Regions from separate parts of the Homo sapiens genome. Here region 2 is linked to region 1. A link is an interaction called in ENCODE POLR2A ChIA-PET data of the cell type or tissue named here. Cell type or tissue: MCF 10A. All regions are shown on one strand. Links, peaks and the distances in the headings refer to the core of each region. The heading gives the core; the rest is flanking DNA. Region 1 has its middle 130 kb from the start of NRBF2. Region 2 has its middle 68 kb from the start of NRBF2.

What was found. ChIA-PET counts read pairs that join two places held together with the same protein. Peaks named below come from ENCODE experiments on the same cell type or tissue, not always from the same donor. Only the 100,000 strongest peaks of a DNase experiment are listed, where the experiment ranks them.
Region 2: POLR2A ChIA-PET joins it to region 1 with 8 read pairs; 3 of 35 experiments call an interaction of 5 or more read pairs at or near these places.

The regions. Positions count from the first base shown.
Region 1 is chr10:63,002,326-63,007,714 of GRCh38, forward strand. No RefSeq gene overlaps it. Among named protein-coding and RNA genes, the nearest start is that of NRBF2, 130 kb to the right of the region's middle. In MCF 10A, for the core only: no CTCF peak of the experiment used is centred there; a DNase peak (open chromatin) is centred at 3,156.
Region 2 is chr10:63,062,370-63,067,758 of GRCh38, forward strand. No RefSeq gene overlaps it. Among named protein-coding and RNA genes, the nearest start is that of NRBF2, 68 kb to the right of the region's middle. In MCF 10A, for the core only: no CTCF peak of the experiment used is centred there; a DNase peak (open chromatin) is centred at 2,512.

The DNA.
Region 1 (5,389 bases), core at 221-5,220:
AGGAGGTGAAGGTGAGCTGAGATCTCACCACTGCGCTCCAGAGTAAGACTCTGTCTCAAAAAAAAAAAGCAAAATAGATGAGAGAAGATATCAGACTAAAGAAAAGCTGTCCCAAGTCTTCCCTTTAAAAAAAATTCAGTAAGGATGGGAGAGATTCTACTAAGGAATGAATAACCCGAGCACAACTCACTGACAGCAAATATTCCCGGCATCCCTACCCCTCTTCTTTCAGCTTATCCAAATTGGCTCTCCTTATTGTGCAGCTTAGTTCAAGTCAGACCTTAGGAATCCTTTATAACCTCACTGCCTTAAAATTCATTGATAATTTCTCCCATGGTTTTCCCATTTCCCAAATTCACAGAACTTACTCTGAGGATTATTTTTGATAATGCTTATAACTCATTTTATCCTTTACCTGGTCCTTGATAAATATTTTTTAAATGTAACATATGTACTAACATATGTACTAACTACCACATTGCACTGAATCAGTTTAAGATGTAACATTATTTTATATACCACTAAAAATGAAAAGATGCTGCCAATTAGGCTGCCAAATAGTAAATCATTATCACTTATTAGATGCATCCCAATAATACAGACATAAAATGTGAAAAATACTACCTTAGAAGCAATAATATATAATTTTATTACTCCTTTAGCATTTACTATGTATTTTCACAATCATTGCATGGAAATAGATCTTATCTCTTTAAGCAGTTGAAAATCCCATTAAAAGCCTATACATCTTATATTTCTCTGCTCATCCCCAGCACCAAGATCAGCACTAGAGCCTTAGAATCAGTGGTGGAAAAGTAGTAATGATAATAGCACTTTACATGCCATGTAGCATGGTAGCATTATTATTACCCCTTTTAGTAAATGAGGAAAGCAAAGTGATAGAATGTGCCCAAGGTCACCAAGCAGGTGGGTGTGCGGCAGAACCTCAGTTCACGTAGCCAGTTCTTTTCATTGCAGAGGCCAGGTTCCCAATGTCTATGCTGCTCTGCCCTCAGAAATGTGGGCAAAAAAGCTACAACGGGCAGGTTTAGGATAGGAGACACTGACCATATGGTGCTTTTTGGACATACCCATGTGAGTTTTCATTTTACAGCAAGGTTTTATATTAGTCTGTTCTCACATTGCTATAAAGAAGTACCTAGGCTGGGCGTGGTGGCTCACGCCTGTAATCCCAGAACTTTGAGAGGCCGAGGCTGGTGAATCACCTGAGGTCAGGAGTTTGAGACCAGCCTGACCAACATGGTGAAACCCTGTCTCTACTAAAAATACAAAAATCAGCCGTGTGTGGTGGCAGGCGCCTGTAACCCCAGCTACTCGGGAGGCTGAGGCAGGACAATCGCTTGAACCTGGGAGGCGAAGGTTGCAGTGAGCCGAGATCACACCACTGCACTCCAGCCTGGGCTACAGAGCAAGACTCAGTCTCAAAAAAAAAAAAAAAAGAAAAGAAACACCTGAGACTGCGTAGTTTATAAAGAGACAAGGTTTAATTGGCTCACAGTTCTGCAGGCTGTACAGAAAGCATGATGTTGGCATCTGTTTACCTTCTGGGAAAGCCTCGGGAAAATTACAATCATGGTGGAAGGCCAGGAGGGAACAGATAGGGCTGGAGCAGCAAAAGAAAGGAGTGGGAGGTGCCACACACTTTTAAATGACGAGATCTCCTGAGAACTCACTCACTACTGAAAACAGTACCAAAGGGTGGTGCTAAGTCATTCATGAGAAATCCACCTCCATGATCCAATCACCTCCCACTAGGCCCTACCTCCAACACTGGGGACTACAATTCGACATGCAATTTGGCGGGGACACAGATCCAAACCATATCAGTTTTATCCTCACAAACAGGGCCATTAGCAATAGCAACCAAAAACTAAGCCAAAATTGTTTGTTTACAACTTTAAGCCACTAGAGGGCAAGTATTAATAATCCTCCTCCACAAACGAATGATGTCTAATAAATATGCTCTGAATGTGATGATGCCTTTGGTCACCCCATAGCAAATAGTTTCTTTTAAAGGTTGCCACAAGTATGAAATTTTGTGGGCACTCTTTAGATTAAGGACCTACAAGGCTTTAATTTTAAAATCATTGACAAGATATTACATCAATATTAAGAAACATTTCAGTAAAGAATAGTACAATAAATTCCGTCTTCCAATTCCCTTCTCCCATATTCTAATGTCGTAATTTTTCCCATAGGCTTATCCATTCTATATGATTGTGTACATGGCTCAATTCATATTCTGCTCTTTCATACAATCTATCATAAGCTTCTTTCCAACTTTCTGTGCCAACCGTCAAAACCATGCCAACATAGTATTTTCTCCTGCATTTGGTTATTAAAGCATTTCCATCATGTTAAATGTTTGGAATTTCTACTTTGTTAGCTTACAAGTTGAGTTGAGTCTCCCGTTATTGTAAATAGCACCATTACGACCAAGCAGTGAACGGCAAAGAGACTTATTTCTGTGGATTTATTTATTTAGTAACTATCCTTAGGTATGGGATTATTGAGTCAAATCATATGAACATCTCTATGTTCATGAGATGATTTCTTAATAGTTCAACAGTATAAAACAGAGATCCCCATATTGAATTATTTCATTGTCCTGGAAAAAAAGGGGAGAAGGAGCAAAAAATTATAGAATAATAATAGTCGGCATTTACATCACACCTTATACTTTTCAAAGTGCCTTTGCAAATGGAAATAAAATACTACTTCGCCAAGCTGTAAACAACTGACTTTCTTAGGGACACAGTTACTGAAAGAGCTCATGAATAACTCAAGTGTGTTTAAGAGAGACTATCACAAGATCAAACAATGTTTGTTAAATTAAGAGATAAAGTCTGTCAAGGAAAAAAAACTAAGGTGCCTGTAGATTATTTAAGTGAAATATTGATCAGATTGATCACAAGCATGCTAAAGGCATAACTACATCTGTCATGTAAACTCCACTTAGTTCATAAAGTATTGAACGGGAACAGTAATTGTTTTCCTGTTAATGAGGCTGTAGACTATGTTCTCAGAGTGACTCACTTATTATTTAGTTTATTTCGAAATGGAGGGTGGCTCACCAGCATTCAGCTAAATTGGATAGATTACTACCACCACCACCAACAACAACAACCTCCAAAGTTGGGCTTCTGTCCAAAATATGCAATGGAGCTCTCACCAAAAACCAAAACGAAACAATTCTTTGAGTCATAAGTAGGCCAAACTACTCAAACCCACCAGTTACTATTTCCCTTCACTTAATTTTTGTAACATAACCCATAACTTAAAATCATCCTAAAGGAAGATTTTTGTTTTTAAGTAAGGTTAAAAATTAACCAAATAAGCTTGTGAATTATATGAAATAAGATTTTCCTATATCTGTTTCTAAGCAAGCTCTACAAGATGACACATTATAATGGTGGAAAAGTGACAGGACCCACAACATGGTTTGGGATTGATCCCCTGGATGATGGATGAGCCTTCTCTGTTACTGTGCATAAAACTTCCCTCTACTCTGTATACCAAGTACAAGTTTCCAAAAGGACCTTGTTCTCATCCTCTTCACAAGTCCTAGCATATCTGCTTAAAATACCTAGCCCTGCCAAAAGTTGGAAGAATCTAAGATGGCCTTCAGCAGGTGAATGGTTAATAAACTGTGGTACATCCAGACAGTGGGATATTATTTAGTGCTGAAGAGAAATGAGCTATCAAGCCATGAAAAAACATGAAGTAACCTTAGATGCATATCACTAAGCAAAAGAAGTCAATCTGAAAAGGTTATATACTGTATAGTCCCAACTATACGACATTCTGGAAAAGACAAACCTGTAGAGACAGTCAAAAGACAGTGGTTTCAAGGGCTGAGGGAGGAGGAAGGGATGAGTAGGCAGAGCACAGAGGATTTTTAGCACAGTGAAACTACTCTGTAGGATACTATAATGGGGGATACATGTCATTATACATTTGTCCAAACCCACAGAATGTACACCACCAGGAGTGAATCCTAATGTAAACTACAGACTCTGGGTGATAAAGATGTGTCATTGTAGGTTCCTCAGTTGTAACAATTGTACTTAATGGGGGAGTCTACACCTTGGTGGGGTCAGAGCGTGTATGGGAATTCTCTCTATCTTATGCTCAATTTTTGCTGTAAACCTAAAATTGCTCTAAAAAATAAAATCTATTAAAAAAAAACAAAAACCTTATCCCCACCTTCTTCACCTAGCTAAAGCTACCTGCCCTTCAAAATGTAGCTCGTGGGTCACCTCCTAGCTAATGTTCACTTTCTCATGTCTTCCTCGTCTTGACCTTCAGCCGCTTGAGGGCAAGGACCTTGTTTCATCTGTCTTTGGATCCCCGGATCTAAGCACAAGCACATAGTAGAGGCTCAGTAAATGTTAGCTAAATGAATATGTGAGAGAAGTTTTTTCCAGCCAGCTCTAGTTTGGCGAAGAAAATATCTAGTTGGCCTTTGTAATTAGCCACATACAGAGATGCATCAGAAAAGGACAGAAAACCTCCCTAAACTAACTAACTAACTAAATAATAAATAAATAAAATCAGCATTCTACCATATTCCAGAAGTCTGTGGGATCCTTTTATCAATAATGTGTTAAAATCCAAGCATGCTATAGCCCAAAACAGAGTTTAAAAAAAAAAAAAAAAAAAAAAACTCTATGAATCCTGCTTTCACTTCAAGCCCCCAAATGATTAAGAACAGGAAAAAAATCAAAGCTCTTGTTTAAACCAGGTGAAAATCGCATTCAAGAGCTCCCTCCGCCTTGCTTTCTGCCCACACAGTGCAGAAGTGTATAAAGTGCTGGATTGTGGAGAAAGCCTCACCGTGGTTCCAACCATGGAGAAAAAAGAAACTCCCTTGGCTCCGATTTACATAGTCACAAAACAAAACCCAACATGACAGACATAAAGGGCATATACATAGAGGAGAGTAAGAACCTGAGAACCCCATTGGCAAAGCGGCATCCGCCTAACGCAGGGTTTGAAATGAGTAATTTGTAGCTAAGAGGTAGCGCTGTCATGCAAGGCATCGGCTGTAGCTTTCCTCCCACCCCTCCAGAAAATAGTTTTGAAAATACTTCCAATTTAGGGCAGTCTAGCATACACAAAAGCAAACAATCAGTTCCTGAGAAAGTGCTTTCTGGGAGCGTCTCCATGCAGCACAGGTGAGAAGACAAGGTTAACTATAGGTAGACAGGCAACAAGGGTTTCATTTCGTGTCACTCTCTGCCTTTATTATGCATTATCCTTTCGGCCCAAAACTTCTGATCGCCCTCACCCCTTAAAGGACATCATTGCTGAAAGGAGTTTGGGGAAGAATTAGCAGTCATCTTTTCACCCTCCAACAATGACATCT
Region 2 (5,389 bases), core at 267-5,266, 60 kb after region 1:
ACTTGGGGTGGCTGAGGCAGGATAATCGCTTGAACCCAGGAGGCAGAGGTTGTAGTAAGCTGAGATCGCAGCACTGCACTCCAGCCTGGGCAACAGAGTGAGACTCCATCTCAAAGAAAAAAGAAAAGAAAAAGAAAAAAAGAAAAAAATTAGAACACACAGTCCATAGAGAAACCAGAAGTCCAAGACTGTCTAAGGAAAAGGCAAAAAGAAATACACAGATGCAAGAAGGAAAAATGGGGGCAATTCTGAAGCTAATCCTGTGTTCTTTTTTGTTGTTGTTGTTGTTGAGACAGAGCCTTGCTCAGTTGCCCAGGCTGGAGTGCAGGGTGTGATCTTGACTCACTGGGACCTCCACCTCCCAGGTTCAAGGGATTCTCCTGCCTCAGCCTCCTGAGTAGCTGGGATTACAGGCGTGCGCCACCACACCCAACTAATTTTTGTATTCTTGGTAGAGGTGGGGTTTTGCCATGTTGGCCAGGCTGGTCTTGAACTCCTGACCTCAGGTGATCCATCTGCCTCAGCCTCCCAAAGTGCTGGGATTACAGGCGTGAGCCACCACATCTGGACATAATCCTGTGTTCTTTAGATCTACACAGTGTATTAATTTTATGTGCAGTCTGGCTTGTTTCTCTTGGTCATAGGCAAGCTTTTAAAAGGGCTTGTCTGCGTAAGACAAAAATAATATGGAAGTAATCGGGGCAGTGCAAAGCATCTGTATGGGTTCAACAAAATCACTGGGGCCAGGTGTTTTCCTGAATGTGAAGTTTTTCAGACTTTGTACTTTGCACTACATAACATTCCCAGCAGAGCCTGGGAAAAAATAAAAACAGCCTAAAATCATAATCGAAGGCACTAATATTCTGCAGCAAAGCCTGTGAATAGGCAGCCACACTGAGTGGGGAAAATAAGGAATCTAAATAGCCTCGCATCCATTTGGGACAGGTATTGCGGCCAAATTAGTTCCGGTAAAGTCAGGTTTTGTCACCAAATGAGTTACAAAAGTATCTTTTGACTTTCAGTGCTTTGGGAATTTCAGGATTACAGTTTAAGAGAGTGTACACATCTTTTCCAACTCCTCCGTCTCCTGTTAGGGGTGTTCAATCTTCTTCAGCCAGGCAGTCCTCACACATTTCTTCTTCTCTTTTTAAAATAAACCTCTTATCTTTTTTCAGTTATGCTAAGGTGTAAATGACTAACAGCCAGCTCAGGTATACTTGCATTTTTAACAGAGGTAACAACTACATCCTGAATGGAATTTGGGACATTAACCAATCATTAATTTGATCTAGGAATTTAACATCCAGCTAGATGCTAATTAAGAAAGAAAAGATTAAGTGGTTCAATTCAATTAAATAAATTGTAGCTAATCGAAAAAAGTTGTTCCCTGCCTTTGGCTTAATTGACTTTGAAGTAGCCTACAGTTTTAAAAGTGCTTTTGCAATCATTATCTCATTCCTTGTACATTAACCTCTAGTTTTTTGGGGAGGGGCTTGTTGTCTTTTCTTTGAGGAAAATCAGGTTCAAAGGAGTGACTCATCCAAGGTCATGGAGTTGAAAAGAGGCAGAACCAGAAATCAGACCCAAAATTTGGCTAAAATTAAATCCTTTCTGTAAAACATTGGTTAGAAAATAAGGCAACAGTGTTTGTTTCCTCCCAGTTGGTGAAATGCAAATGTGAACTTAGATGATGATGATTCACTGTGGAAGCAGTAAAAGACATAAGAGAGAAAATGTATGTGTTCTTTTTCAGAGTGATCCCACTTTGTCTCATGATAGCTAATAGACCAGCTTTGAAGCAAATGTTCCTTGAGGTGTTGTTACCATCTCCATAATTTCTACTAGTGACAATAAAATCCTGGACTCTGAATCCCCAGACGAAATTTGCTTGGGTCATATTTATTTTAACCATCTGACATAGGAAGCTTAAACTGTTATGGAGGTGGCCAGAGATCATTTCCACAAACATGCATGTATTGCACACACTGCCAAGCTAACAGTAGGTGCTCAATAAATGTTAACTGAATGAATGCATCCCCTGTGATGACAACATTCCCTTTTGTCATTTTGACTAAGACAGTGGCTCCCTTCCCTCTATTGCTTGAGTAGATACAACATTCCCTAAAACAAATGCCTGAATCGAAGCCTAGGAGTAAGGTTAATTTGCTTTAAGGAATGAATCTGGGAGTTGCTTCCAAAAATAATGCCACAGTCTCTATAGGAAAAGCTTCAAGATAAATATAGAGTGTACACAAGCAAAATGGAAGCTAAAGCACATCGTCTGTTTCTCCTCTCTAGGAAGTTCCTTGTCACTCGTATTTCACTTTCTCCAAGAGGAAGTCTCCCGTGATTACACCAGTTGTATTCTTGTTTTATGCCTAGTGGGATGTACTGTAGTAAAATTCTGCTGGGATGCGTACCTCATTTTTGGCAACCATACTCCTTTTTATGTTTTACTTAACAAAAGGTGTTCATGAATCAGCTCAAAATCTCAGTTCATATTTAGATGACGCATTTTCTTCAACTGAACAACAGTCCACAGTTACAAATGCCAAACAGGAAGGGCACATCTGCGAAAAACAAGCCTCTTAAGCTGGAAGAATGAATAATGATGATGTGTGGGCTGTGCTTTCTACACAGCAAACTCTGGGAAGACCTTTCTGTGAACAGCTATCTGATAACAATTGAAGAGGCTTTGTGCTCCCACCCACCTCCCACTCTCTTTTGTATCAGTAACTCCGCAGGAGAAAAGGAGATTGGTGGTAAAGATTCCTTGGTCATTAGAAACTCAGGTATCTATTCAGAATCACAGAATCTCCAGGTATTCTTTTCTTCATCACTTATAGTTTTGAGTGTAGAGTAAATCTTTGAGTGTTTTCTTTGGGGATATGAAAGTTGTTTCTACTTTGAGTCTTAAATCCCCAGTAGAAGCTTCTAGATAATGAACCAGCTACTTAAATAAAATACTGGTTCAATTAGGATTTAATTAAAGTTTATGGTTATAAAACAATTCCATTTTCATTATAGAAATTATATGTGGAGTTTCCCATTTTTATTTTGCATAAATTTCTGTCATTCTAGAAAATGTATAAATTTGCTTCTAATTTGAATAATCTGTGTGTGCGTCTTTGTGTGTGCTTATGTGTGTGTGCGTTTAACAAAATGAGCTTACTGTTCAGTAAAATAATAAAATTTGAGTTTGGCTAAGCAGTCAGCGAATTAGCATGCTTTTTTGCCATCTTTGATTCATGGTAACATTTATAACTAACTTTCTTTAGTTTATAGATCCTTCTCTGTTACTGTCATATAATTGCCATAATAATAAAACCCCTCCTTCCCATATGGAATTCCATTAACAGTTTGGCTACTCTGATTATTGCTACTGTTTCATCCATCATGAGAAGAGTTTGCTACTGAGGAAGATGCTAACAGTATTAACCCTGGAACCTCCCACCTCCTCCCCCCATCCCCAAACTCAATTAAACCAGCATCACACCAAGACACACACAAAAAAGATGCCGCCTATTTACATAACACAATGATCAAGTAATAAATCAACATTAATCATGAATGTTGCAACAAGTCACTGAAAATGATGTTTGACCTCACCATGGACTGGACTCATCCATCCATAAACAGCATTTATTTCCAACTGGGAGCAACTTCCCACACCCAAGAACAGGGTCAAGCATTTCGGATACATATGACAGGCAGGTTTGATCTTTCCTTCCGGGTATCACTTTCCTTTTGTCCTAACTTCATTACCTTCAAATCCTGCAACAATCTTATCATAGAAATTATTCCATTTCCAACACCCTGAGTCCAATTGCCCGTTTTCTTCAAATCCCTTCTTAATGTCTACTTTCTTATGATGCTTTCCCCACTAATATGAATATAGCTTCAAAGTACGGTATACCTAGGCTTCCTGATTCAGTCTACAATATTATGTTTGAAAATTTATGGGAAAAATTGAAGCTAATTATTTTTGGTTAGTTCTGGGGAGTGTTTGACAAGAAGATATAATTCTCCAAGGCATGGTTCAGGCATTTGTTACAGTAGGAGCCACCTGTGCATCACCCCGACCCGTTCTCCCCATCCTTGTCTTCTCCTATAAGCCTCCAGTTAGAAAACCACTCCTCTCCATGGCAGGTCAAACATCAACAGCCTTACCCTTGGGCTTGGAGTGAAGTCATAGTTCAGCATGCAGCACCCTGAGGCAATCTTGACATCTCTATCACACCACACTTTTTAGTACATATCCACTAGATAGAGATAGGAGTGAATTTCTCTTCTTCCGGAACTTGCTTTATAAGCCTCTGAGCCTTTGCATATGCTGTTGGTTCTTTCTAGAATACCATCCTCACCTGTCACCAATACTCCCACCTCCATAGTTGTCTGTCTGGGAAACTGTTATTCACACTTCGAGTCTCCATTCAAGTCAGCGTCAGCCCCTGCGGAGTCTTTCCAGTCACTCTCAGGCTGACTTTGACACTCCTCTCTGTGCCTCACTGTGCTTTGCCCAGACTCCATGTTGGAGCTCATCTCTGCTTGCATTTGTGTAAGCGTCTGATCATCACTAGATTGTAAGCTAAGAGAAACCAGGAGCCATGTCATTTCATTTCTCTATCCCAGAACCTAGCACAATGCCTGTCATGAGAAGGGTTCAATGAAAAATTTAATGAATGAATGAGTGAATGAAGCACAATTCAACTGAAGCTAAAAGAGGGAACAACTAGGAGGATAATTGTGGTGAAATAATCAACATTCCTCTATCAAGTCAAAATTAAACTGCCTTGCAGTTGACTCAACTTTTTATTATTTTCAATTATTTCTCCAAATGTGCCTCTTCTTAACTATTTTGATGAACACGGCAGATAAGTGTTTAATACCAGTTGTCCCTCATTAGTTAGCTGATTAAAATGACAATATTAAAAGAAACAAGGTATGACTAATTCAGTGTTTTAATAGGAAAAAAAGAACATTTGCATACAAAAATCAGCCTGTGTCAGACGTAAATTGTGCACCATCACACTGATTACCTGCTATGGCCAATGACATGGAAGTTGAAAATAATAGAAATATGATGTGGTATTTAAATTAGTATCTTTCACAGCCATATGTTAAATATATGCTATTTCCCACATGACAAACTGATTAAATAACTTAGATAATGTTTTAATACACATCATTATACAAAAAAGATTAGAATAAACTATGAATCATTCTGTCAACTTGTGATTCAACAGAATAATGTATATTTTTCATGGTTATTAATATTTAGTGTCTTTCAGTAAATTAAAAATCAAGCTTAACAAAGGTTAAAAATATCTGATGACACATAGATGATTGTAAAAGTAATATATATTAATGAACCTTTGAATGACTGACT